Regions from separate parts of the Homo sapiens genome. Here region 2 is linked to region 1. Evidence: chromatin contacts called from ENCODE Hi-C data. All regions are on one chromosome and are shown on one strand. Each heading gives the region's core, a stretch centred on a gene start or an enhancer-like site at or near the end of the contact. The rest is flanking DNA. Distances are from core to core; before and after follow the strand shown. Region 1 overlaps TAF4B (TATA-box binding protein associated factor 4b). Region 2 holds the start of LOC124904272 (a long non-coding RNA gene).

Region 1 (6,906 bases), core at 2,937-5,436:
TATTTTCTTATGCCTCTTCCTTTCTCCTGCATCTCAATGCATGCTGTATTAGGGAAGGACACCTCACCTGCTACAATTTGGCAAATGAGGCAGGTAGTAACAAATAGGGCCTTAACTTGCTTTAATTTAATGCACAGATAGGCAGATGCCTAATTCTGTGCAAAGTGTATTTCATAACTGATTTTCAGAAGACAAAGATGAATCTGAGTCTGTAAGAGTCCCATGAGATGGATAGGTAAGAGTTAATAAAGTTTCTAACTGTAAACAATGCTCTTTCATGTTGGTGATTATTTTCCAGAAATTGAAATTTCAGGACAGTGCAACAATGCTTTGTGTCTTCTTTGGCAGTAAATAGCAAGGATCTGGATGGAAGAGTGGAGTGGTCACTTCAGAAGGGCCAGGTATAGAGCTCGAGAATACTTCATCTCCCGTTCCTGTTCCATACAAAATATCAAGTCCCTGAGGCAGATTCTCGTGATTCTTGGACGATGCAACTGTTTGGTGGCTGTCAGGCTGGATGTCCCAGAAGCAAGAAGGTTGTCTTTTAAGCCCTAAAAATAATAAAAGGAAAAGCAATTTGAAATAAAAATCTTTCATAAAGGGAAAGCCTGTCAATTCTAGCATGTCAGAGCCCACTACCCTCTGGTCACTGGGTTAGGTACTGGAGATAATGTAATGATGAAGACCTAACCCTGTCCTCCAGCAGCCAATCTCAAATGGCCATTAAACCTATCACCTGACCTCATTCATTCTTTCCTGCTCACCTGCAGCATGGCAATAGCCTCTGAACTGGTTTCTCCATTTCCAGGCTCTACTTTGCTCCATTCTTTCCAGTGCATTGCAGGCCAGACTTTCCCTCTTTAAAGGTCTTACACAAATCTTTTGAGAGTGAAAGACTTGTTTATCACTTTGATTGTGGTGATGATTTCAAAGCTGTATGCATACATAAAAATCTATCAAATGTAGACTTTAAATGTATGCAGTCTTTTGTATGTCAATAATAAAAAATAACAATGAAGGCCTTTCACGGTTCAGATCCCACCAGGCCATGGTTCCAAAATCTTCAATGGTTCCCATTGCTCAGAGCAGGTTCTTGAGAACCACGCTGAGCACTTTTCATATATTATCTCTTTTCTATCATACAAAATTGCAGCCAGTTATATAAGCGCTGTCCCCATTTATCAAATGAGGAAACTGAGCTTAGATAGGTTAAGCAATCTGTTCAAGGTCACACAGCAAAGTTGAGCTGTGACTCAGTTTCTAATTTGACCTAAAGTAAGCTCTGGTTGGGCACAGTAGCTCACGTCTGTAATCCCAGCACTTTGGGAGGCCGAGGTGGGTGGATCACCTGAGGTCAGGAGTTTGAGACCAGCCTGGCCAACATGGTGAAACCCCGTCTCTACTAAAAATAAAAAAATTAGCTGGGTGTGGTGGCGCATGCCTGTAATCCCAGCTACCAGGGAGGCTAAGGCAGGAGAATTGAACCCAGGAGGCGGAGGTTGCAGTGAGCTGAGATCGCGCCACTGCATTCCTGCCTGGGCAACAGAGCAAGACTCTGTCTCAAAAAAATGAAAATAATAAAAATAAAAATAAAAATAAAGTAAGCACTCTTAACCACTGTGCTATATTATCCACCATATCACGTATAAACCCATCACTCTGGCTTCCTTCGCTCTAACCTCACTTCCCATTGCTCCTTTACAAGACATCTTAACTGCAGCCACATGGCTCCTCTGCCAATAGGCAGAGATTAGCAAAGAGGCCATTCTAGGCCAATCTACTCATCTTTTAAGACCCATTTCAAATGGGTCTACCTGTCCTTCATCCAAGGAAATCTCACTGTGGCAATTACCTTACGTTGTACTATAGTAATTTGTATATGCTCCCGCCACCACTACATACCCACTAGACCATAAGCTTTCTGAGGACAAGGACTATGGTTTCTGTCTCCTCTAGAGCTTAGCAGAGTTCACAGAACAACACAGGTTATCCGCAATATTTTCTAAACTGAATGTACTGGTTTAAAACAGAACAACATGAATTCTAAATGTCATTTTAAAATGATGAAAACACAACACTCCTGTAATTAAGACAGTTTTCTGAATATGTTTACCAATATGAATTACCAATATGTCTATATACTATTACTTTTAATTGGAAGAAAAGAAAAACACAGAACTCTCAAAAGATAATTTTGTAAAAATGAAATCCTTTAATTCTTTTTACCTTTGTTTCAAAACAAAATCCTTTGTTTCACAAAACGTCTCGATAGGACTGGCAACTCTCTTTTATCCACCCGAAAGACATACATAAGGAAAGATAACATAGGAAGAAAATCTGGTTCTGTTACTGTCCTTTTATAACAATTAAATTTTAATTACTCCTTCCACCTTTTTGGGTTTCTTGTTCTGATGGAGGGGAAGGAAATCTCTTAAGGTCTCCAAAACACCATGGTCAAAATCAGTCAAACTTAATTCCATGCATGTTCACAGCATGACTTAGGGGTACTTTATCTGACGGACAAATAAAACTTCTTTAAGAGATACTACCCAGTTTTTGAGGGACATGATGTCGCAGTCATATTTTTATACTCATTAAGTTAAACTTGTTCATAAGTATCCATGGAAACAATTTTGGAAAGTCCACGTTCTAAAAGAGGGAAAAAAATTGGTCTCAGCTGCCCAATTGTTCGGCTACTTATCCCAGAGCCCATCTACAGTATAGAGCCAGTCTCTCGCCACTTCTGCAGGGTTCTTGGTAATGAATGCAATTTGTACAAGTGTAAGCCTCTGGTACTTCAGCTAAGCCTGGCAGTGAAGCACTAGCATGCCACTCTGCTAGCATCAACACTCAGAGATGGTGTAACTCAGATGTAACTTTAACTATTGTAAATTATTACCATCAAAATATCTTCATAAGATTTTTGCGGAATGGGACCAAAAGCTCAGTTTTGTTTGGAAAATTGAATAAAAAGTACATATTAGGAAGAAAGTTACTAAAACATGTAATTGGCAGTGAGTGGAAATTTTGTTGTTTACAGGAGTAACCCATTTAAAACTACAACATATTTAGGCCAAGGCAAGCAAATCGCTTGAGGTCAGGAGTTCGAGACCAGCCTGGCTAACATGGTGAAACCCCACCTCTAACAAAAAATAAATAAAAATGAGCCAGGCATGGTGGTGTGCGTCTGTAAGCTCACTTACTCGGGAGACTGAGGTGGAAGAACTGCTTGAACTTGGGAGGCAGAGGTTGAAGTGAGCCAAGATCATGCCACTGCACTCCAGCCTGGGTGACAGAGTGAGACTCTGTCTTAAAAAACAAAAAACAACTACAATACATTTAACTAGAGGCAATTTCTTTAGCCATAAATTAGATACATTATGCTAAAACTGTATCTATATGTTTATAAATCTTCTAAGAGTTTTCCTAAAATCAGTACTTTGGTGTTTTATATGAGATTTTAAAATAACTGGCTAGACAGACACAATGTCTTGGCAATTCCACATCTATGTAAACACCCAGAAATATGCCATGGGTTCATCAAAAGATATGTATAAGGATGACTACTATTCACAAGAGCCCTAAGCTAGAAACAATCCGAGTGAGTACATTAAGAGTACAATAAATTGTGGAATAGTCATACCATGGAATAATACACAGCAATAACGACTGGGTAACATGAAAGAGTATCACAAAAATGTTCAATGAAAGGAACCAGACACAAAGGAATTCATACTGTATGATTCAATTTCTACCAAGTCCCAGAACAGGCAAAGCTAAAAAAAAGTCAGGAGAGTGAGTTCCCATGGGGGAGATGAGAAGTGATTAGAAAGAGACTGAAGTTTTCTGGAGTTCTGGTGATGTTTCCTTCTTGATCTAACTACTGCCTACATGAATGTGTTCATGCTGTGAAAACTGTGGTGAGCTTATGACTTGTGTACTTTCTATATTGATGCTATATTTCAATAAAAAAAATTAAATTGCTACCCCAAAAACCTTGCCTCAGGAGGAAATTAACATGGAAGCAAAGAGAGGGGGGAAAGGAAAGACAATAAGGCAAAATTGTCAAACAGAAAAAAAAAATAAAGAGACCTAATCATCTGAGTAAGGAACAAAGGGGTCACAGTTCATGTTTGTCATGTGACAAGCCTGAAGGATTCAGGGGAAAGAGCCATATTACAGCTGCCAGCACAGAGTTGAAAAGAAGGTCATTCCAACAGGATGCAGCAGAGAGCCTGAGGCAATGTTATAAATGAAAAAAACCCCAAGGGACATTCAGTAACCCAACAGAAATGTCTTTCATAATTCACAACTTTATGAAGGTGATAGCATTCTCTTCCCCCAAATAGCAGCTAACTTAGAAAGTCAATCTTTCTTGAATCTGAATACAAAATATATAGCATTTTTATTCCTGAGCTTTGATTTGGCAAAGTCCACAACTGTAACTTGTCAATCACAATGACCTGGCCAGAATAACCAGCTACTCTCAGTTATCCACAGTCAAGGGGGTAGAGAGTGCACAGGTAACTTACAGCCATAAAAACCAAACCTGCTTTTTCACCATCAGTTTTAATTTTCCTCTGCCTCACCAAGTCCTTTCCCCAGAGTTGACTAGGACTGATTTCTGGTCACATTAGAAATCACAAAGAATACTAATGTGGTTAAGGGCCCAGAGTTTGCAAGAAGAAGAAGAAGAAGAAGAAAAAAAAAAAAAAACGCTGTTTATTCTTCTCACTGTTAGTGTACTGTTCACTTCGGAAATAGAAGGTTTTCCCATGTAACTTTCTACATGAGGATATTCCTTAATCTGGATTCTTCACCTGGATGAAAATGAAAGATGAAACGACCAATTCATTTCCCAGGTGCACAAAAGATGTCCTAGGAAGCCTACTCAAACCTAAATGTTAACATCTTCTAAAATTGCCAGATCAATTATGTTAGCCTTCATAATTGTTACTCATTAATGTTACCCAGCCCACTAACAACTTATCTCACCTAATTTGTTTTGTTATACCACTGAACTAAGTTTCTTGTTTTTATAATGAAACTTCTGAGGAACTCTATTGCTCTAACAAGAAAAAATGGAAAATCATCAGTTATCAATTTTAGATAAATAACACCATTTTAATAATGATACTAAATAACCAAAAATAACTAGTAATCCAATTTTTATCCCTCAACTTAATACAGCAGTGTTGTGAAATAAAACCTTTAAAGATTTTTCTACTTCTTTTTCCACATTTCCTTAAATTGGATGACTGCTCTAAGTCAGAAGCAGAAAGGACATCTTTATGAACCCAGTGGCTTCGGGAATCCTGTTGGGGTTTGCAGTGACTCCATACGGGCCTCTCCTCCCAAGAGCCACCATCCACGGTAATGTAGCTTCATGCTAGTCTACGTTCTGATTCCATTCAAAATTCTCTGGGTTACTGGGTACCTACTATGGGCAAGAACTGTGCTAGGCGGCATAAGATATACAGAACTGAATGGTGGCAAACACTCGTTGTCTCCTCCATAGGCAATCTCAAATTACTTAATTTCTCTGTGCCTCAGTTTCCGAATCTGCAAAATAGGGATAGTAACACTAATTATCTCAAATGGCTGGTTTGAAGATTAAATGACAATGGCATACGCTCTCTAAATGTTGGCCCTATTCTCATAATGAATTCCCTAGTCAGTAGGAAGGCACTGAAGGTTTACAAACAGGAAACAGTGTAATTCTAGCTCCAGACCTTTTTTCCCATCCCGTAGTTAAAACTAGTTAAACTTTTCCTACCTAGGTCCTATTATCTCAAGTCTTCACTAAATCACTGGTTACTGAACTCAAGAGAAATCATTTGTGCTGCCATACTTACCTTGTCCCTCTCAGTGAAATTTCTGAATTTTAAGGGAGCCTTGAATGCCTAAAGCTCCAAAGTAGACTGATGGCCATTTCAGACATGTGACGGGTGGACAGTAAGTTTTTCTTACACCCCTCAAATTAAATAGTGGAGGAGCCTGCTGCTGTACAGAATCAACTAAGCTTTTCAATATTGTCTCTAGAAACTAAAAGTCAATCTCTTTCATTCAATTCCCTGAATCCTACGACTAATAAAAGCAAAATTTGTGTCCCTGAATCTGAACAGTTAACCAAACACAAAAACTGAGAATTTCTTAATAGAGGAATCAAGAGGCAAAGATTCATGACATTCTCAGATTCTACCTGATTTACACTAAGTCCCAACCTCATGCCACCATGGCAGCTCTTAAGGGATAGCTCAAGTCTTTTCAGCTTTAAGGAGGAAACAAGGTCCAAATGTGAGAAATAGGGAGTAGAATGAAGACTTGGCTCCAGAAAAAAGAAAAAAAACTGAACATCTTCTAAGTCTCAGAAGCAAAAATAAATAAATGTGCCCTGGATACCTGACCCAGTGTAACAAGAACACTGAAAATCTATATTCACAATACCCAAGCTTCTAGGCCTTAAAGGGGAACACAGGACAGAAAAATACTGAGCTTCAAAATTCACTGCCCTCTGCTGGTCAACAAGCAGAACTTCTGAAGCAACAGATCTCTCATCTTTATCACCTTCATTTTATTCCTTTCTAGTTATTTCAGAATACAGACAACACTGCATGTTAACTTCTGCCCCATTTCATCACTCCTAAATGTCTATGTTTCAATAGTACTTTACAGAAGAAAACACTGATGTGACACGGAATCACTGGCTTCAAGTTACAATTCTAGCTCTGTAATTATGAGAGCTATAGAGATAATATACTGCCTGTCATAGCTAATGATCACCCCCATCTTTATCTCCAACAGAACGCTCTCTCATTTTCCAGATGCCACTGTTCAATTTCTTAATGATTTCCAATTGAATGTATTATAAGTATCCCAAATTCTACATGTTTCAAACTATCATTC
Region 2 (6,125 bases), core at 357-2,856, 370 kb before region 1:
ACTACCAATTTAGGATCATTTCCTTTTGCCATCTAGCCAAGCAAGACATTTTGAATCAAATCCTTTAATATGCAATAGACCAGGACTTAAGGGAGTACAAAAGAGGGCCATTTAGTTCAAGGTGGTGGGTAGGGGAGAGGATAGGGAGAATGGGAGTAAACGAGCAGCTTCCTAATGACAATTCCTAAATGGAATGTTCAAGGTGGCCATGAGCAGAGGGTATCCCAGGTACAGGGAACAGCTTGAAGGAGCCAAGAGGTGTGAAAGTCCATGACACATGAAGCCCTTCTCTGTGCTGTAACACCCAAGAGAACAGAAATGGGGCTGAAAGTAAACCCCCAATTAGGAAGTGATGGCTGTATCCAAGGGCTGGGCTTTTTCCACCAGAAAGGGGCATGCTGAACATGCAAGGGAGTGCTTGGAGCAATTCTGCATTTTAAAGAGGGGACTCTGGCAACATCTTGACTGAATTTGAGGGTCATAAAGCCTAACTAAAAGGAATCTAAGAGAGAAATTACTAGGACCAAACTAAGCCTATGGCAACAGGAAGAGAGTAGAGAAGGATAATTGGAGATCTTAGGGTGTGTGATTTGGTGACTTATCCAGCGTGTCCTGACTTTCTGGGTTAAGCAGCAAGGCAAATGAATAGCGGTGTGTGAACTGAAGAAGGGCATATCTGAGAGGCTCTGATCCCAGGAAAAATGAAGTCTGTCTGTGCACCTTCTTGGAAGAGCATCCTAATTATCATAGTTATAACATGTGAAGGGTTTTCAGAGGCATTCCAGGGCCTGGGACTCAGCTACTGTTGGCAGGACTTAGCTGAGTGCCTCCTCAAGCCATGACTCTAAAACTGGACAGCCATTTTGGGTGCCTGCTGGAATTCTTGATTCTATTTTAGGATGATCACTCTCATTTCATCCAGAACTCAGATGAGCCCAAGAAAAACTCATCCTTCAGTGCTTGCTGGAATATAGCTTTACATCCCATTCTCAACCTCAGAGTTCCAGGACCAGGGCCCCTGCAGTTCCAGTCAAAAGGGAGGGCTTGGACTCATTATGATCCCCAGCCCAGGGGACAAGCAGGAGGCCTAACAGGCTCTGCATCACAGATGGGTCCATATTAATTCTATGGCAGTAGGTGGCTCTGACAAAGGAGAAGGAAAATGGGGAGGTTAAGGACCCTACACCTAAACCTTTAGATCATTCTCCAAAGCCTGGATCTCTGGAGGTGAGCTGCATTAAGCTGACTTGAACTGAATCAGACCATACCAGGCCAGTCAGTAATACTGCATCACCTGGAGGGCCTCACCCAACACTCTCCTCTGGGAAAACGATGAGAATGGTGATGTAAAATGCTAGAAAGTGAATTAACTGCTCCCCAAACTTCATGCTATTTTAACATTCTGTGGTCATGTTGTTTTTTGTTTTTTGGTAAACTCTGACAAATGCTTAGAATTTTGTCAAAACAGACTGAACTGCAATCATGCTGCGTTACACTGACATTATTCACACTTGCTAATGATTAACTCTCTTTGACACTGTAGCGTTGTAGAAGGCACAGTTGAACAAACAGCTTCAGGGGGGCCAGAAATGAGTTACACGAGACTGAGCCAACTGACTTGGAGGAGCTCCAGTGCTATTTGCCTAGTTTAGACTTGTCCTAAGGGGCATTTCCATTTGGGGACCTGAAGTCCTGGAATTCCTTCCTCTTCCTGGTTCAACAAAACTCTAATTTATTGACCTGCAGGGCACAGTCTAAGACATCTGTTAAGTTTGGCATTTCCTTGACCTGTACAGAGAATTCTGTTGAGTAAAAATGGTTTGCCTTTTTCATTCCAGTTTTTGTAGTGTGTATGCATCCCGACTCTGATCTAAAGGAAGTACCTTCGTATAAGCCCAAGAAACAAAAGGGTTTTGCTTCTTTTGCATCAAAGCTGCTCCTTTTGGAGCATCACCTCAATGCAGTCTTCTCTTTTCAGTGTGACAAAACTTTGGATAAATATCCAAGAATCCTTCCTTTACTACACAAGGAGAAAAGGAGAAAGTGTATTGAACAGCATTTTTTGTGCTTGGCATGAAGAAAATCAGTCCTGCAAGAATGTGAGAAAATTTTGGTATATAAGCCAAACAATTGCTTCATGAGCACTGCCTAACAGCTCATGTTCACCTTGGAAGAAAAAGGTAATGAAACATAAACAAGCTTTGGAACTAAGGAGAAGGAGCAGAAATGCTTACAAAGCTCCCACCCTGCACAGGCGCCAGACACAGCTACTGACAGCCCAGGCAATACTTGGCAGGTGTCGGAGATGGAGGAGAGAGGCTAAAGGTGATTCATTCTCAACTCCAAATGAGAGGTCCCCTGGGTAACACTTAATATTGCTTCATCTCTGATTTCCTATCAGCTGCCTTTGCCATAATGGGAGATGTCCATGGGAATTAAACTGAAAAGAGGCCTGGGGTTAAATCTCTATAGTGCTTCTGTCAGCTAAGGAGAGAGAGATGGGAAACTTGCACAAGGGCTGGTGGGCTCCCCACCCCTCCTTTTTACCAGGAACAGGCTCCCCTAACTTAAAAAAAAAAAAAAACAAAAAAGCTTTTATCCCAAAATCAGATATTTATTTTTTAGCATATCCAGATCAAAAGGGGAAATAATTCCAATTTGTTTATAGAAAATGTAGACATGCCCAGGGGTTATGATAAATTGAGATCTAGACTTCATGTGGGATTTGAGGCTGCCCAGCTTACAATAATGCTAGACTGTTTGCAGTGTCTTTAATGCAATGTCCTCAGACCTTTCAAAGCCAGTATAATTGAAAATCGTAGGCAGGGGAAGATTAAGCTGTTTGATCAAGGATAGGAAGAGATACTTTTTCATTGAAGTTTAAGAGGAGCCAGGAAGTTGGGGGGAAAAGGCAAAAAGTAGACTTTTGTCTATGCATAAGAATTTCAGTAGTGAACACATAACACTATTTATGTAAACTTAATAATCTAAAATGTGAAATATTGCTTAATGTTTGATGAAAAAAAGGAAGCTATTTTCTTATTTTTCTATACTTAAGTATTGAAAGAAAGCAAAATATATATTCTTAAAACATGTGATTATACATTTTTGGCATGTTTCTAAAGTACACGATAGAGTCCATTGAGGAAGAAGAAAGAGAACCTGTTTATGGTTCCCATTAAATTAACTAACAATAATCAGAAGTATTACACTTGGTAGAAGGTCAAAGATACTGCCCCAGTGAGTCATTTTCTTTCAGATTTCCAGCAGTGGCAATGAAATACATTGACTTGCCGTACTAATTTTTTCTATAAACAGCTACAAAGACTGGGGTGCAATCTACAGTTAGAGAGAACAGCTAAGTGGTGCTTGCCCAGATCTGAACCATCAGATTGGTTTTCATGGGCATCCTTAACTATACCAGAGTCATCCAGCAAAACAGAGCAGGACATTCCCTCTGTCTCATGTCGTTTTGCTAATTGAATGCAGACTAGTGTCAGGTCCTTCTTAAATTTATCCTAAACCCTGTAGCCATTTGCAGTAGTAAGGAAGGGTTGGAAGCCAAGATTTATTTGACTTTAAGACTTCTTTCAACTTTTTATGTTCTGCCCCAAATAGCAATTTTATGAGAGCATTGACAGGGAACTCAGGTGGGATCAAGTTTGGCTACAAAACGAATGAAAACAATGAAGAATCTGGTTGTGAAAGTAACAAATGTATATGAAAAATCCACACTTGTATTGGTTTGCTAGGACTACCATAACAAATTCCACAGACTGGGTGGCTTGAACAACAGAAATTTATTTTCTGACATTTTTGGAGGATAGAAGTCTGAGATCAAGGTGGCAGCAGGGCTGGTTTCTTCTGAGGCCTCTCTCCTGGGCTTACAGATGGCCGCCTTCTCACTGTGGCCTCACGTGGCCTCTGCTCTGTGTATATCTATGTCCTAACCTCCTCTTCTTATGAGGAGGTTATATTATATTGGATTAGGTCCCACCATAATGACCTCATTTTAATTTAATTACCTCTTTAAAGACTATTTCCAAATACGGTCACACTCTGAGTTACTGGGGGTTAGGACTTCAATTTATGAATTTCAGAGGACAGAATTCAGCTTATAACAACAGTTAAACATGCTAGTATCCCCACAAGGGACCACTGCAAAGAAGAAAGGGAAGCACAGACTCAGAAACTTGAAGAACTGCATGGGGTTTATTTGAACAATTCAATCTGCCACACATGTAGCTAAAAGTTACCTGCATTTGAGATGAAAAAATTCTAGTCCTGCTTTCCACCCCCCACAGAAAACACCCTAAATTCATCCCTGAAATGTTGTTAGATGGTTTCAGAACTAAACAGGACCACAAGAAATCATGCTGCATCCTTTCTACAGGAAAAGAAGGTAAGTATTTGTTGATCTGTGAGGGTACCTTCTGTGGCCAATGAGAAACATGGATGCCACTTGGCATAGTACCTGGCACATGCAGGCCCCTCAGTACAGGTTCTTTTTATCATAAGTATCTGATTTGAAACAGGTATAGGCTGTGTAATTACAAATATTGCAAATAAATTTTTTTAAGAATTCAGAAAACCTATGCCTTCCCAGGGTCAGGTGACAAAACAGCATTTGTTTCCTACCCTGCTTCCCTTTTTACTATTTCATCAAGTAAACATGTATCCAGCAGTGACTAAATTCCAGGAACCACACTAGGCACTTCAGATAGTGTCTACCCTGGAGGTGGTCACAGCCTAGGAAATGAGGCAGATATGAAAACACATCATTAACCAAGTAACAGACAAAAGCTACAGTGTTGGTGTGATGGCTACTTTTAAGTATCAACTTGGCTCAGCCAGCTTGCCAAAATATTTGGTCAAATAGAATTCTGGGTGTTTGTGTGAAAACGCTGTTTGTTTGAGGTTAACATTTAAACTGGTGGACTTTTGGCCAGGTGCGGTGGCTCACGTCTATAATACCAGCACTTTGGAAGGAAGAGGCCGGCAGATCGCTTGAGCTCAGGAGTTCAAGACCAGCCTGACCAACATGGCGAAACCCCACCTCTACTAAAAATACAAAAATTAGCCAGGTGTGGTGGTGTGTGCCTATAATCCCAGCTACTCGGGAGGCTGAGGAAGGAGAATCGCTTGAACCCAGGAGGCAGAGGTTGCAGTGAGCCGAGATGGTGCCACTGCACTCCAGCTTGGGTGACAGAGCGAGACTCTGTCTCAAAAAATAAAAAATAAGCTAGTGGACTTTGAGCAAAGCAGACTGTTCGCCACAATGTGGGTGGGCCTCACCTGATCAGTTGAAGTACTGAATAGAACAAACCTCGCTCTACCCTGAGCAAGAAGAAATTCTGCCAGCAGACCACTTTTGGACTCAAACTGCAAATCCTGAATCTCCAGCTTGCCAGCCTACTCCACCTGATTTAGCAGATTTTGGACCCACCAAGCCTCCATAATTCTGTGAGCCAATTTCTTTAAAATAAATCTCTCTCTCTGTCTCTGTCTCTCTCTGTCTCTCTTCCTGTCTGTCTCTGTGTGTGTGCACATATATATACATATATATTTACATATGTATATATGTGTATACATTTTATATATGTATATATATGTATGTATATGTATATGTGTGCATATATGTCTAAACTAATATGTTCTGTTTCTCTGGAGAACCCTGACAAATACAATAGGTATGCTTTTAAGCCTTTAAATTACAGAAGGCTTCCCAGAAGAACTGGTATCCAAGTTGAACCTGGAGAAGAGAATATTTCCTAAAACTGGCCAGTTAAGCCAAGAAGCAGTTTTTCTAAAACTAATGTCTGTCAACGAGACAAATATTCTGGAATCCAAAGGTCTCTCCAAGAATTATTTTTCATTTCATGCTTCCATTCTGATACTCTTTTAAAGATTAACATAAGCATACCTGGTATCACCTGGATAACTACATAGAACCAGAGTACTTTCATATAATGTTAACATCTCCCATTGCATTTATGTCGATGATCAAGTTTGCAAGAAATCACATTAAAATTGTATCTAAAAATGATATGATGAGAGAATTTTAACACCACACAGCATGCCCTGTGCTGGATTGCCCAATAGTTAAAGAAAGGAGAGGGACATGC

The links. Hi-C counts contacts between places; a loop is a spot of excess contacts on that map. Pooled maps may share reads with other maps.
Region 2: a loop to region 1 is called in a map with no recorded cell type, with 2.2 times the contacts of the local background. The contact joins two enhancer-like sites. A Hi-C loop is called at or near these places in 4 of 37 single-sample maps with no recorded cell type and 3 of 50 pooled maps.

Annotation. Positions count from the first base shown.
Region 1 is chr18:26,383,490-26,390,395 of GRCh38, reverse strand. TAF4B (TATA-box binding protein associated factor 4b) reads right to left here. Exons shown (of 15, transcript NM_005640.3): 15 at 1-551. The coding sequence ends at 384. Among named protein-coding and RNA genes, the nearest start is that of LINC01543, 36 kb to the left of the region's middle. Within about 2 kb of position 4,186, at least 2 of the 41 ENCODE cell types and tissues checked have a DNase peak (open chromatin) inside an H3K27ac peak, as active enhancers do.
Region 2 is chr18:26,752,977-26,759,101 of GRCh38, reverse strand. LOC124904272 (a long non-coding RNA gene) reads left to right here and starts at 5,169. Exons shown (of 5, transcript XR_007066320.1): 1 at 5,169-5,463. Within about 2 kb of position 1,606, at least 4 of the 41 ENCODE cell types and tissues checked have a DNase peak (open chromatin) inside an H3K27ac peak, as active enhancers do.